2 separate regions of the Homo sapiens genome follow, and region 1 is linked to region 2. Evidence: chromatin contacts called from ENCODE Hi-C or POLR2A ChIA-PET data. All regions are on one chromosome and are shown on one strand. Each heading gives the region's core, a stretch centred on a gene start or an enhancer-like site at or near the end of the contact. The rest is flanking DNA. Distances are from core to core; before and after follow the strand shown. Region 1 has its middle 98 kb from the start of TNIK. Region 2 has its middle 20 kb from the start of TNIK.

What was found. Hi-C counts contacts between places; a loop is a spot of excess contacts on that map. ChIA-PET counts read pairs that join two places held with the same protein, here RNA polymerase II (POLR2A). Pooled maps may share reads with other maps.
Region 1: a loop to region 2 is called in a map with no recorded cell type, with 2.1 times the contacts of the local background. The contact joins two enhancer-like sites. A Hi-C loop is called at or near these places in 2 of 168 maps with a recorded cell type or tissue (heart left ventricle and naive thymus-derived CD4-positive, alpha-beta T cell), 2 of 37 single-sample maps with no recorded cell type and 11 of 50 pooled maps. POLR2A ChIA-PET finds 5 or more read pairs at or near these places in 2 of 52 experiments (T-cell and activated naive CD4-positive, alpha-beta T cell).

What each region holds. Positions count from the first base shown.
Region 1 is chr3:171,555,410-171,562,055 of GRCh38, forward strand. No RefSeq gene overlaps it. Among named protein-coding and RNA genes, the nearest start is that of TNIK, 98 kb to the left of the region's middle. RefSeq lists a silencer at 730-1,024. Within about 2 kb of position 1,487, at least 3 of the 41 ENCODE cell types and tissues checked have a DNase peak (open chromatin) inside an H3K27ac peak, as active enhancers do.
Region 2 is chr3:171,477,491-171,483,472 of GRCh38, forward strand. No RefSeq gene overlaps it. Among named protein-coding and RNA genes, the nearest start is that of TNIK, 20 kb to the left of the region's middle. Within about 2 kb of position 3,206, at least 4 of the 41 ENCODE cell types and tissues checked have a DNase peak (open chromatin) inside an H3K27ac peak, as active enhancers do.

The sequences.
Region 1 (6,646 bases), core at 237-2,736, 76 kb after region 2:
TACCCCATAGTTTGAGTTGCCAAATTTGACTAAGGCAGAAAGCCCATGTGCCTGACTCCTGAGGATCACCTGCTACCCAACTGGCTCTTTGGGGTCAACTCTGGCTGAAATGGGATGAAATCTGGGCCTTGCCTGCCTCAGGGGTGGGGCCTGTGCTAAGTCCCAGGAGTTCATGCTCACCTGCCCTGTATTGCTAAGCACAAAGCATCATGCTGTATACCTGCACCCCCAGATGTACTAATCCTTCTTCTTTCTGGATGTACGAATCCAAACTTATTTATTGGGATGCTGATTTATTTAGAAAATTAAAAATATATTTTGCTCATCTTTTCTGATTACCAAAACAAAATCTGTCCATTGTAGAAAATTTGGAAAATAAAGATATGTACCTAGAAGAAAAATGAAAAAAAAAAAAAACACACTTACTTATGAGAGATAAGGATTGTTAATACTTCATGTTGGTCTTTTTGGTCCCTTTTTACAAATATTTATGTGCAAGTATATGTAGTGTATTATAATGTTAATTATTTCATAACCTGTATCTTAATATATAGTGATCATCTTTCCATATTATTAAATATTTATTCCTCCCAAACAGTACTTTTTGGCACTTACAGGTGGCCGCCTCACAGTGACACCAACCTCAACATGAACTTCCCATTTATAACCTAATCTTGAGATGTAGGGAAGATGATGGAGTTTTTTGCAAAGGAAGGGTGTCCAGACACTTCAAGACATTCAGAGAAAAGACTTTCACAATAGACACAAAATGAAATACAGACCTAGGAAATCCATGTGCTTTTTATGAGAATCTTCATGCAGCAGAAAAGGAAGCAAAAATGACAGAGGATCACCCAGAGACTTATCACTTAGAGCCAGCACACATCATAGACAAGTCCCAGGGCTGAGGTGACAGCAGAAAGGGCTGCACACTGCCAGAAAATCGTCCTGCTTAGTGAGGCAGAAGCAGACGAGGCCACTTCAGGTCAAGCTGTAGCTGGCACAACTCCGTGGTGAGGGTGCCATTTTCCTATTTCTTCCTCCGCCCGAATGAGGGTCAGGGGGAAAGGGCTGACTGCCCTCTTGAAAAGTGAGTGCTCAGAAAGATTACAAAGTCTTTCATGAGAAATGACAATTGTGAAGTGACAGAGAAGATGCAAGGTAAGCCCCACAGAGCTAGAAATCCATAGCCTGTGATTGGGGAGATTGTATCTTTAACTTTTGGATTTCTAAGGACATTTAAAACCTGCCAGAATCATGACTGCTCTGGAGGCACATCTGTGTCTCCATAGCAACAGGCTTCCTGCTGCAAGGTAAACCTGGGATTGCCGCTCTGGTTTCTGTTTGGTGCTGAACACACATGCTTGATGATTGAGGACCTGAAAAATGCTCGTCTGTCATCCTTTTTAGCCCATATGGAGGAAGATCTTCAATGAATGGGGATATCAAAACGGAGCAGAAGTATTTCACTACCTATATAGGTGATTTTCTCTGAGCAGTCTCTTTCCCAACTTTGGAATCAAGCCAGGCCAATGACTGTAACTGGGGACTTCCAAAGTTCCAGAAAGCATTTCCTTGAGAGTTGTTTCTGCCTTATTCTTAGCAAGAGAAACTGCTAGGGTTTGGCTATCCATTACGCTGTTCAAGGTGAAGGTTAGCAACAAAATATGTAATTTTCTTATCCTTTTTTGCTACTGAAGCCACAGATACTGTGGGAGCAACTATGGGCTTCTACTGACACCGTTATCCCTGATAATATTGTAATCTGTGCTTTCTAACTGGCCTGGTTTTGAAAGGAGATAAAATGGGCAATACCTTGTTAGAAAAATAACAATAATATCATTAATTTTGATAAGAACTTATAGAAAAATAAGGGGTGGAAAATCAGTTTTTTAACATGAATCCAACATAACTGAGTCCATACTGTGGATTCAGGTTTTTTTAGGTTATCCAATTCATTCATTCATTCATTCATTCATTCATTCATTCACTACTATGCATTAAGCTTTGCCACTGTGCATGATACTGTAGGAGATGCAAAGATGAAAAAAGACACAGCTCCACTCCTTAACACCTAGTAGCAAGGGAGACAAACCAAGTTTACAAGCAAACATATTATATAATTTAATAAGAGCCCTAAGAGAAGTAAAGATAAATTATACATAAGTTTAAGAAAGGGGCCAAGCGCAGTGGCTCTGGCTGGGCACGGTGGGTCATGCCTGTAATCCCAGCACTTTAGGGGGCCAAGAGGGGTGGACCACTTGAGGTCAGGAGTTCGAGACCAGCCTGACCAACATGGTGAAACCCTGTCTTTACTAAAGCAATACAAAATTAGCTGCGCATGGTGGCATACATCTGTAATCCCAGCTACTTGGGAGGCTGAGACAGGGGAATCGCTTGAACCTAGGGAGGCGGAGGTTGCAGTGAGACAAGATCACACCATTGCACTCCAGCCTGGGCAACAAGAGTGAAACTCTGTCCAAAAAAAAGAAGAAGAAGAAGAGGGGGATTCTGTAGTTTGAATGTTCAAGGAAGACTCATGGAGGAGTCTTTGAGCTGGACCCTAAATGATGTGGTGGGATGAGTGAGAGGCAATTCCAGGCCCAGAGTGAGAAAGTTCAAATCTGTGGCAAACAGTAAGCAGTTTTGTAGACTTGAGTATAGGGTGCAAACAGGGAAGGGTAAGTATAAAATAAGATTAAAAATGAAAGTGGGATGTATAGTTTGGAGGATCTTGAATATCAAGCTAAGCAGTTGGAATTTTTTTCCAACAGTTGCATGGCAACATCAGAGCACAGAGCTGATATGGTATCAAAGGGTGACATGGATTGGAAGAAAATGAGGGATGAGAGGTGGGGAGGCTACTGGTGCAATGCAGGTAGGAGTTAACAGGGCCTGAAGTAGGACAATGACAGCCCAACTAGGAGGCAGAGGCAGAATTCTCAAAGCTTAGCAACAAACTGGATGGGGGGGCATGGAGCCAAGGATTTATGCCAATGACATTCTCTAGGTCAGTGGCTCTCAAGCATTAGCACATCAGAATCACTTGGAGGGCTTGTTAAAATGCAGATTGTGGGCCCCGCTCTCAGAATCTCTGATTCAGGTCTGGGGTGGAACTAAGAAATCAAATTCCAGCATGTTTCCAGGAGATGACAAGGTTGCTGGTCTAGGGACCACACTTTCAGGACTGCTGTTCCAGGTGCTCTGTGGCTCACCCTTGTGACTGAACAAAAGCAACCGCAAAGGGACAAGGAAGGCAGAAGAGGCAATATGCAACCAACACACGTGGATTGGAGGAGACTTTTCTTGTCCTTTAAATCTATAGGATACACAATGCCTGGGGCAAAAGGGCTCAGGTAAAAATGCTTACTGCATGCAAAGACATTTGTATTAACAGATAAGTCACAGCACAGAATGTCTCTCATTTAGGCTCCCTCCTCCATTTTTTTTTTTTTTTTTGAGACAGAGTCTCAAGAAACAGTCTCGCTCTGTTGCCCAAACTGGAGTGCAGTGGCTCAATCTCAGTTCACTGCAACCTCCATCTCCCAGGTTCAAGCAATTCTTCTGCCTCAGCCTCCCGAGTAGCTGGGACTACAGGCGGGTGCCACCATGCCCAGCTAATTTTTGTTTTTTAGCAGAGATGGGGTTTTACCATATTGGGCAGGCTGGTCTCGAACTCCTGACCTCGTGATCTGCCCACCTTGGCCTCCCAAAGTGCTGAGATCACAGGTGTGAGCCACTGCGCTCGGCTGCCCTCCCCCACTTTTTTCTTTCTTAAAAATATATAAGTCCTTGTCTTATGGGAAGGTTATAATGTAATGTTGAAATCAACAGCCCTGGGTTCAAATCCTGACTGTGCCCCTTGGGCCAATGACTTAACTTTTTGAAGTCTCAGTGATTCTATATTAAAATTGAGATAACAATGCCTAGTGAACAGTGTTGTGAGGAATAAATGTGGAAAGCACTTGGGACCCTGCCTGGCACATTGTGGGGCTCAGTGAATTTTGGTTTCCTCCCTACTCCAACCCTTCCAGTGGGAATGAAGAGGATGCATCCCCAGCGGAAAGCTGTGGAAACACGAGTTGGTCAAACAGCCCCTCAGGGACACCCAAGGCCCCACAGTCACCCTGTCATGTCTTTGGATTAAGCATCACCCTTTTATACCTCTCTTTACAAATGCCATCATGTTGAATCTCCAAAGAACATGGGAAAATTAGTTTGTCCGGTATTTTCTGCCTGCTGGGAAGGGATGGGACAGGGACTCAGAGGGCGGAGGCATGAAAACAAAGCAAAGTTTTGACTCCGGTGGAATTTTATTGTGATCAGGTGGGCCTGACCAGAGCAGCCATCCTTGCGGGTCTTGAGGCTTTGATCTTGGAGATAAGGCTTTTGTGAACCTCAGAGGATTTTCAGAGTAGCTATTGTGCCCCAGTAAAGAAATGAGCCGGTAAGCATTTTTTCTTTAACCAGATAAATCTGGTATCATAATATCCCCAGACACGAAAGCAGAATGCAGACTTGGCATTGAATCACAGAGGGAGGAACGTCTCAGACTGAGCCTGTGCCATGGGAACCTGATGGCAAACAGGGCCTGGAGCCCCCTGCCCCCAACATTCTGGAGAAAGGGTTTGGGAAAAGGACAGCCCCTTCAGTTCAACCAGATGCAGCAAGGAAGTGGGGGTAGATTGGAGGAGAGTGGGAACACACACAGGTGATTCTCCTGCTCTGGGTTGATCAAACCAAATATACAGGTTATAGGTTAGTGGGAAGGTGAAGACCCTATTCACCCATTTAATAGGGAGGTGGAGTGGGAGGGAAAGGTCTTTCCTTCCATGGTCCCCACCCAAACAGGCCAACGTATGGTTCTGTGATAGGTGCTAACAAGCCAACATTACTGAAGTATCTGCTTCATGTAGAGTCCATTGATTACTAATGAAGAGAAGCATCAATAGTTCAGGTCCACCAGGTTGCTGGCTGTTAACCCATATTCTTCGTTTTTTAAAAGTTTATTTACCACCCCAATCTTCCCACCCCAAGTTAAATCCAGTACAGATACAAAGGAATACTGTGCAACTAATATAAATGCCCTTGCAGAGGACTATTTAATGACAAGGAAAAAAATGTAGGTTACAAAAGCAGTATAGCCCCATTTTTATTTTAATGAATGAAAAAAGGCAAACATGTCTCAGGGGTCAACTCTGGTGGTGGAATTACAGATAATTTTATTTTCCTTTTCTTATCTGAGTTTTTGAAATTATTTACAAATAAACATATATTACCTGTAAGTAAAAAAGACAAAATTATTTAATTTAAATAAATATGTTCACTACAGGTCATGATACCCTTTTTTACTAAATATGAGTATGAGTAAATGTGAGTACACACTACATATAATTTTGCAATCTGCATGTAAGCATTGTCCATGTTATTAATAAGATCATAATTATTATTTTTAATGGCTGCATGGTATTTTATCATATAAAAAACCATGATTTTTTTCTCAATTTCCAATTGTTGGCTATTTATATTGTCTCCAATTATTATTATTATAAATAAGGCTGAAATCAATATTGTTTTAGCTTATTTAATTTTTCCATAGATTTCTTTGAAAATGTTAGCCACCTACTTATTTTACCTTACCTTCAACTGCCTTGGCAGGATTGAATTTCCATATACTCACACACCTGCATAAACATCTTTTTCTTTCTAACTGTATACCAATGAGCTTTTAGTGCATTTTTTTTTTAACAGGGTCCCTCTCTCACGCTGATATTTCTTGTAGGATTGTTAGTCATTCAAATTGCCAAGACAGTTGTCAATCACAAATTCGGGCTGTAGAGATCATCTAGTGCTATGTCCATTTACAGGGAGAAAGCCAAGGCCTGGAGAGGTGAAGCGACTCGCCCAAGGGGCTATCCAGCTACTTAGTGACCAAGCTGGAATGACAATTTGGAGAATATTTTCCAAAGGCTGGGAATTTTGAGGGAGGGTCACTAAATGGGAAACGATGGTAATATTTGGAGGGAACATTAAACAATGATAGAGCAGAAGGTAGGGAGAATGAAAAATAACTTAGCAGTAAGAAGGGGAGGGAGTAGAAAGATTGATAGGAGAGAGGAGGAGAGGCTGGATGAGGGAGGAGAGGATGAGAACTGAAACTAAGGACAACAATGTAAAGGGAAAAAGAAAAAGTGATTGAGGAAAATTCACACATTGAAATCCTTTATGGCAGGGTTTCTCAACCTTGGCACTATTGGCATTTTAGGCCAGACAATTCTTCCTTGTGGGGCTGTTCTGTGTAATACAAAATGTTGAGTAGCATCCCTGGCTTCTACCCACTAAATGCCAGTAGCATCCTCTTTCTTCCGCACCGCCCGCTGTGATGACCAAAAATGTCTCCAAACATTGCCAAATGTCCCCTCAGGGGCGAAGTCACCCAAATTGAGAACCACAGCTCTATGATATTGTTCTCCAATGATACTACTGGAGAATGATTTCTCCCATTCCTTAATACTGGAATGGAATCTAGACTATCTCCTGAAAGGCAGAATTGGAAGCAGAACATTTGAATGCAGTTTATAGATTGTAGGTCTCAAAACAGTGAGGTTGTGCTGAAAGGCAGGGAGGGAAAATGATTAAATAAAGC
Region 2 (5,982 bases), core at 1,956-4,455:
ACTGTGCCACTGCACTCCAGCCTGGGCACAGAGCAAGACTCTGTCTCAAAAAAAAAAAAAATGTGGTACATTTGCATCATGGAATATTATGCAGCCATAAAAAAGAATGAAACCATTCTTTTGCAGCAACATGGATATAGCTGGAGGCCATTATGCTAACTAAGTGAACTAACACAGAAACAGAAAACCAAATACTGCATGTTCCTACTTACAAATGGGAGCTAAACAATGGGCACATGTGGACATAAAATAGGAATAGGCACTGGGGACTGCTAGAAGAGGGAGAGAGGGATGGGGGCAAGGACTGAAAACTACCTTTTGGGTACTATGCTCAATACCAGAGTGACGAGTTCAGTCACATCCCAAACCTCAGCATCATGCAGTATACCTCTGTAACAATCCTGCACATGTATCTCTTGATTCTAAAAGAAAAGTTGAAAAAGAAAAAGAGTCAGATATATAAAACCAATAGGGACAAAGATAACCTTTGCCTTCAAACTACTGCAGCTAACCACTCCCAGGAGGTTATTTTATGCACGGTTTAAAGACTAAAGGTGTAATTTGGAAAAAAAAAAAACACAAAAAACATGAGTTTTAGATTCAGACAAGCCTGATGTTGAAGCCTGGCTGAATATTTATGAGCTGCATGTTACTTTAGATACATTACTTAACCTCTCTAATTCTCAGTTTCCAAATTTGTAAAATGGAGGTAGTAATACTCTAGAGCTCCGTGCAGTACAAATTCCTAACCTTAGCCGTATCTTTGTCTCCCCAAAGGGCTAAATGGATTTTCTGAAAGTATTGAAAGAGTGGCTGGCAGAATCTAATTCTGCCACCAAGTACATTGCTTTTGCCACTACATCATGTGACTGTACATTGTACTCCCAACCAGGTCTGGAGTGCGTGGCAGTGACACATGCTCTCTCCTAAAGAAACAGGGTATGTGCATGTCCTGCTTTTTTTTTTCTTCTTCTTCGTAATTTCATTGGGACACATTTATCAAACTGTTTTTCTTTGTTTTCTGAGACAGAGTCTTGCTCTGTCACCTAGGCTGCAACCTCCGCCTCCAAGGAGCGGATTCTCATGCTTCAGCCACCCAAGTAGCTGGGATGACAGGTGTGTGCCACCACACCTTGCTAATTTTTGTATTTTTAGACAGATTTTTGCCATATTGGCCAGGCTGGTCTTGAACTCCTGACCTCAAGTAATCTGCCCACCTCAGCCTCCCAAATTGCTGGGATTACAGGCGTGAGCCACTGCGACCGGCCTGTGCAAGTCCTGTTGATGGCGTCCTTCTTGTTTAGTAACAGCAGCAGAGCAACCAACTGAGAAGGAACATTTAAAGCATGTGTTCTTAACCAGAGTCCTAGACCCTCACATGATCTTCAAGTGCTCCATGAACCCCCCTGAAATTGTGGACATTTTTGATGTCTGCATATGTGCATTTTTCTGAGGAAGATGGTCCACAGCTTCAAAATTATCAAAAGTATTCCAAAACTAAGAAAACTTTACAGCTCGTGGGCCAGGCGTGGTGGCTCATGCCTGTAATTCCAGCACTTTGGGAGGCTGAGGCCGGTGGATCATCTGAGGTCAGGAGTTCGAGACCAGCCTGGCCAACATGGTGAAACCCTGTCTCTACTAGAAATACAAAAATTAGCTGGATGTGTTGGTGGGTGCCTGAAATCTCAGCTACTTGGGAGGCTGAGGGAGGAGAATCACTTGAACCCGGGAGGTGGAGCTGAGATCGTGCCACTGCACTCTGACCTGGGCGACAAGAGGGAGACTCTGTCTCAAAAAAAAAAAAAAAAAGTTTAGAGCTCATGGATTAAGACGTTCTTGCCTTTATCATGGATGTTGATTTTCCTATTTTAGGAAAAGAGCCAAAGCTTGTTATTACCTTATTGAGTTTCTGTATAACAGAGGCCTGTGATTCCTGAATTTTAGTAAGCTTAGTGATAACCTGAATACAGCAACAAATACAAATATGACCTGGTATTAGATGATATTTAAAGAATCATTATTATTTTTGTTACGTGCTATTTAAGAAAACTTTTCTGATCATTTAATTATGAACATATATGGAAGTTTTATTACCACAATGCTTTTATATCATGCAAGAAAAAAGGCCCCTAACAAGTTCATTCAAATATTCACTGCTTTATTTTATAGAAAAAGAGACTGGTAAGATACTCAATATAGGACAGATTGAAAAAGACAGAACGTCTAAAGTTCACTCAATCCTTGACTAGTAGTCAGTTGGATAGGTCAGTAAATGATTTCCAGAACAAGCTTTAATCCCATTAACGTTCATCAGAAAAGTGCTTAAGAATTTCACCATGAATGCAAATATTGGATTTTAAGCCACCGTGAATAGGTCTTCTCAAATGTATTTGAATTGATTCATCTTCCATTTTAAGATCTTTTTAAAAGCTATTTTAGAATTTCTGAGAAATTTCAGATATGGTTATTGGGTTTACCGTAATTTAAAAATATTATTATAACTTTAGCTGGGGACTAAACCTTAATATAGGGTTTTGAGACTGGTCCTGTCTGTCAGTCAGTCATTTGGTGAGTTGGTGGAGACTGCACATCTATACTGTAGTGGGCATACCAGGAGAATAACCACCAGAGGTCGGTTGAAACATTTAGAGCCTGGCCATCCAAAATCAAAGGCAAGGGCCAGGCGCGGTGGCTCACGCCTGTAAACCTAGCACTTTGGGAGGTTGAGGTGGGTGGATCACCTGAGGTCAGGAATTTGTGACCAGCCTGGCCAACATAGTGAAACCCGTCTCCACTAAGAATACAAAAAATTAGCCAGGCGTGGTGGCGGGTGCCTGTAATCCCAGGTACTCGGGAGGCTGAGGCAGGAGAATCTCTTGAACCCAGGAGGCGGTGGTTGCAGTGAGCTGAAATCACACCATTGCACTCCAGCCTGGGTGACAGGAGCGAAACATGGTCTCAAAAAACCCAAAAAAACAAAATCAAAGGTGAAATCCAATGCATTGTTGCCAAACTGACTTGTGGGTAGAAATATCATCTTCCATAATTGAAATATATCTTTCATAGGTGGAAAAATAGCCCCATTTCCAATTTAAACAAAAAACAACTACAAAAAAATTCATCTTACATGCTTCACACTTCAAAAACATTATCACTTTCATTACTGAGTCATCAAAACTTCCTGAGTATTTCTTTTTTAAGTAAAAGGACCAATCACTAACCTGTTTTCTTTTCCACCTCACCATCTACAACAACAACAAAAAAGCTCAGAAATAGTCTGGTGAAACTATGCAGTGGGCACGGTTTTTCTGTGGCTTTCTTCCTTCCACCTTCTCAGTCCCTTCTCACACAGAACTCCCAGCCCTCTCTCTCCCTGTTCTAAGAGTCCTAGAACTGTTAAGGGATGCTTTGTATCTCTCCTAAAGTCTCTAAACCAAAGTTCCCTTTTCCTTCCCTTCCTGATGAAGCGAACCCTGTATCTTTCCCTGTTCCTGACCTCAGTGGAGTGCTGCCACCTGATCCTTCATTTATTTCTAGTTCACTCCTTATCACATTCCCCAGAATCCCTTTCCAATTTTTCTTTTTGTCCCAGTACCCACTACACACACTTACCTTGCAATCTTCTTTTCATAAGCCACTTTGCTACCTATGATGACATGATGGCAGCAGGCAGCTGCTTTGCCGCTACTCACAGTGTACTATCTGTGAATGGTGCCCCTGGAGTTGGGTACACAGGGAACACATTGGGAATGCAGCTGGGAGGTGTGAAGGTCACAGTCTTGGATGAGGCCATCTAAATGGAATGACCACAGGTTACCCCTTTCCTCTTCAAGATTCCTCTTGGTTGTCATTCCTTCCTCCTTGCCAGCACCTCCCTTTCTTGGCAGACCACATGCTTGGGATTGAGGCAGCCCCTTTCCAGCCGTATGACTTTGGGAAGGTTACTTAAGTCTTCGAAGTATTTATTTTCTTATTTAGAAAAACGGGGATATAATAGCATTTATCTCATGGTATTATCAAGTGGAATAAATGAGATAATGTCTGTAAGAGTACTGGCCCAGGGGGATGGTTAGCCAAGTTAGCTGTTGCTATAATTCCTAATTCTAAGGCTGAGATTCTACCCGTGAGGTCTGTAAAGTCTCTCTACAGTCTTTGAGAAGTGATCTGCTCCCCTCACTTCTCCATGAAAATTTCTATTTTTCTCCATATTTATTTTTAAAACACATTTTACCTCGTTGATAGCTGGAATTGAATTTAAACAGTCCTCAATGCCTTAGAATGATCAAATTATTAACACAGACAATCTCTCCACAACGATTCTGTGCCCACTTTCTAGTGTGTGGTTTTTTTGTTTGTTTGTTTGTTTGTTTGTTTTTTGAGACAGAGTTTCGCTCTTGTTGCCCAGGCTGGAGCACAATGGTGCGATCCCGGCTCACCACAACCTCCACCTCCTGGGTTCTAGTGATTCTCCTGCCTCAGCCTCCCGAGTAGCTGGGATTACAGGCATGCGCCACCACGCCTGGCTAATTTTTTGTATTTTTAGTAGAGACAGGGTTTCTCCATGTTGGTCAGGCTGGTCTCTAACTCCCAACCTCAGGTGATCCGCCCACCTCGGCCTCCCAGTGTGCTGGGATTACAGGCTTGAGCCACCACGCCCGGCGTGTGTTTCAGCCTTTGTGTCTCTTATGCTGCATTGGTCCTCACCCTGTGTTCTTTGTTCATAATAATAATAATAGTAGTAGTAGCAGAAGTAATAATAATTACCATTTTCTAAATGTGTCTCTTCTATCAGACTCCTTATTTACATGCTCAATTTAATCTCCACAGTTGGTTGGTATTATTATTTCCACTATATAGTTGAGGAAACTGAGGTCAAGAGTTTTTCAATACATTGCCCAACGTATCAGAGCCTGTAATGTTGAATCTGGGGATGTCTTATCCTAAAACCCATTCCCACTCCTAGCCCCAGGCAACCACTAATCTATTTTCTGTCTCCAAGTACAGAATGTTTATGCATAAGATTATGAATTTGCCTAAGGAGAATCACTTGAACCTGGGAAGTGGAGGTTGCAGTGAGCCAAGATCGCGTCACTGCACTCCAGCCTGGGCAACAGAGTGAGACTCTGTCTCAAAAAAAAAAAAAAAAAAGATTATTTGCCTATTCTGAGCATTTCATATAAATAGAATCATATAATATGTGACCTTTTGTGACTGGCTTCTTTCACTTAACATTATGTTTTCAAGATCCATCCATGTCACAGCATGTATCAGTACTTCAATCCTTTTGTGGCTGAATAATATTCTATTGTACAGATTTATCACATTTTGTTTATCCATTAATCAGATGATGGACATTCGAGTTGTTTTTACTTTCTGCCTATTATGAATAACATTGCTATAAACATTTATGTTAAAAGTTTTTATATAAAGATATGTATACAATCTTCTTACTCAGAGTGGAATTGCTGGGTCATATGGGAACTTTAACTTTTTAAGAAACTGCCAACCTTTTTACTAAAGTGGCTGTACTGTTTTGCATTCCTACCAGCAATACATGAGGGTTCCAGTTTCCCCATATTCTTACCAACACTTGTTATCATCCATCTTTTTGATTATAGCCATTCGAGTGAATATGAAGTGGTATCACACTGTGGTTTTGATTTGCATTTCCCTAATGACTAATGATGTTGAGAGTGCCATCTAATTTTATATTATTGTTCTTTGTGTGAAAAGGACAATCCCTAAATTTTAGTGGATGCCAAATGAAGAATTGTCTAGATAAATGTTTCTCTCCTCTGTAATTCACATTCTAAACTTAATATAATATTTAAAATACTAATTTGCTTTTCTGTAGTAGCCAAAGGAAAGGCTTTGCTCCTGCTGCAGATTTGTGTGTGTGTGTGTGTGTGTGTTTGTGTGTGTGTGTGTGTGTGTGTGTGTGTGTGTGCTTGATGTGTTATTTGTTTTGTTTTTATATGGAGA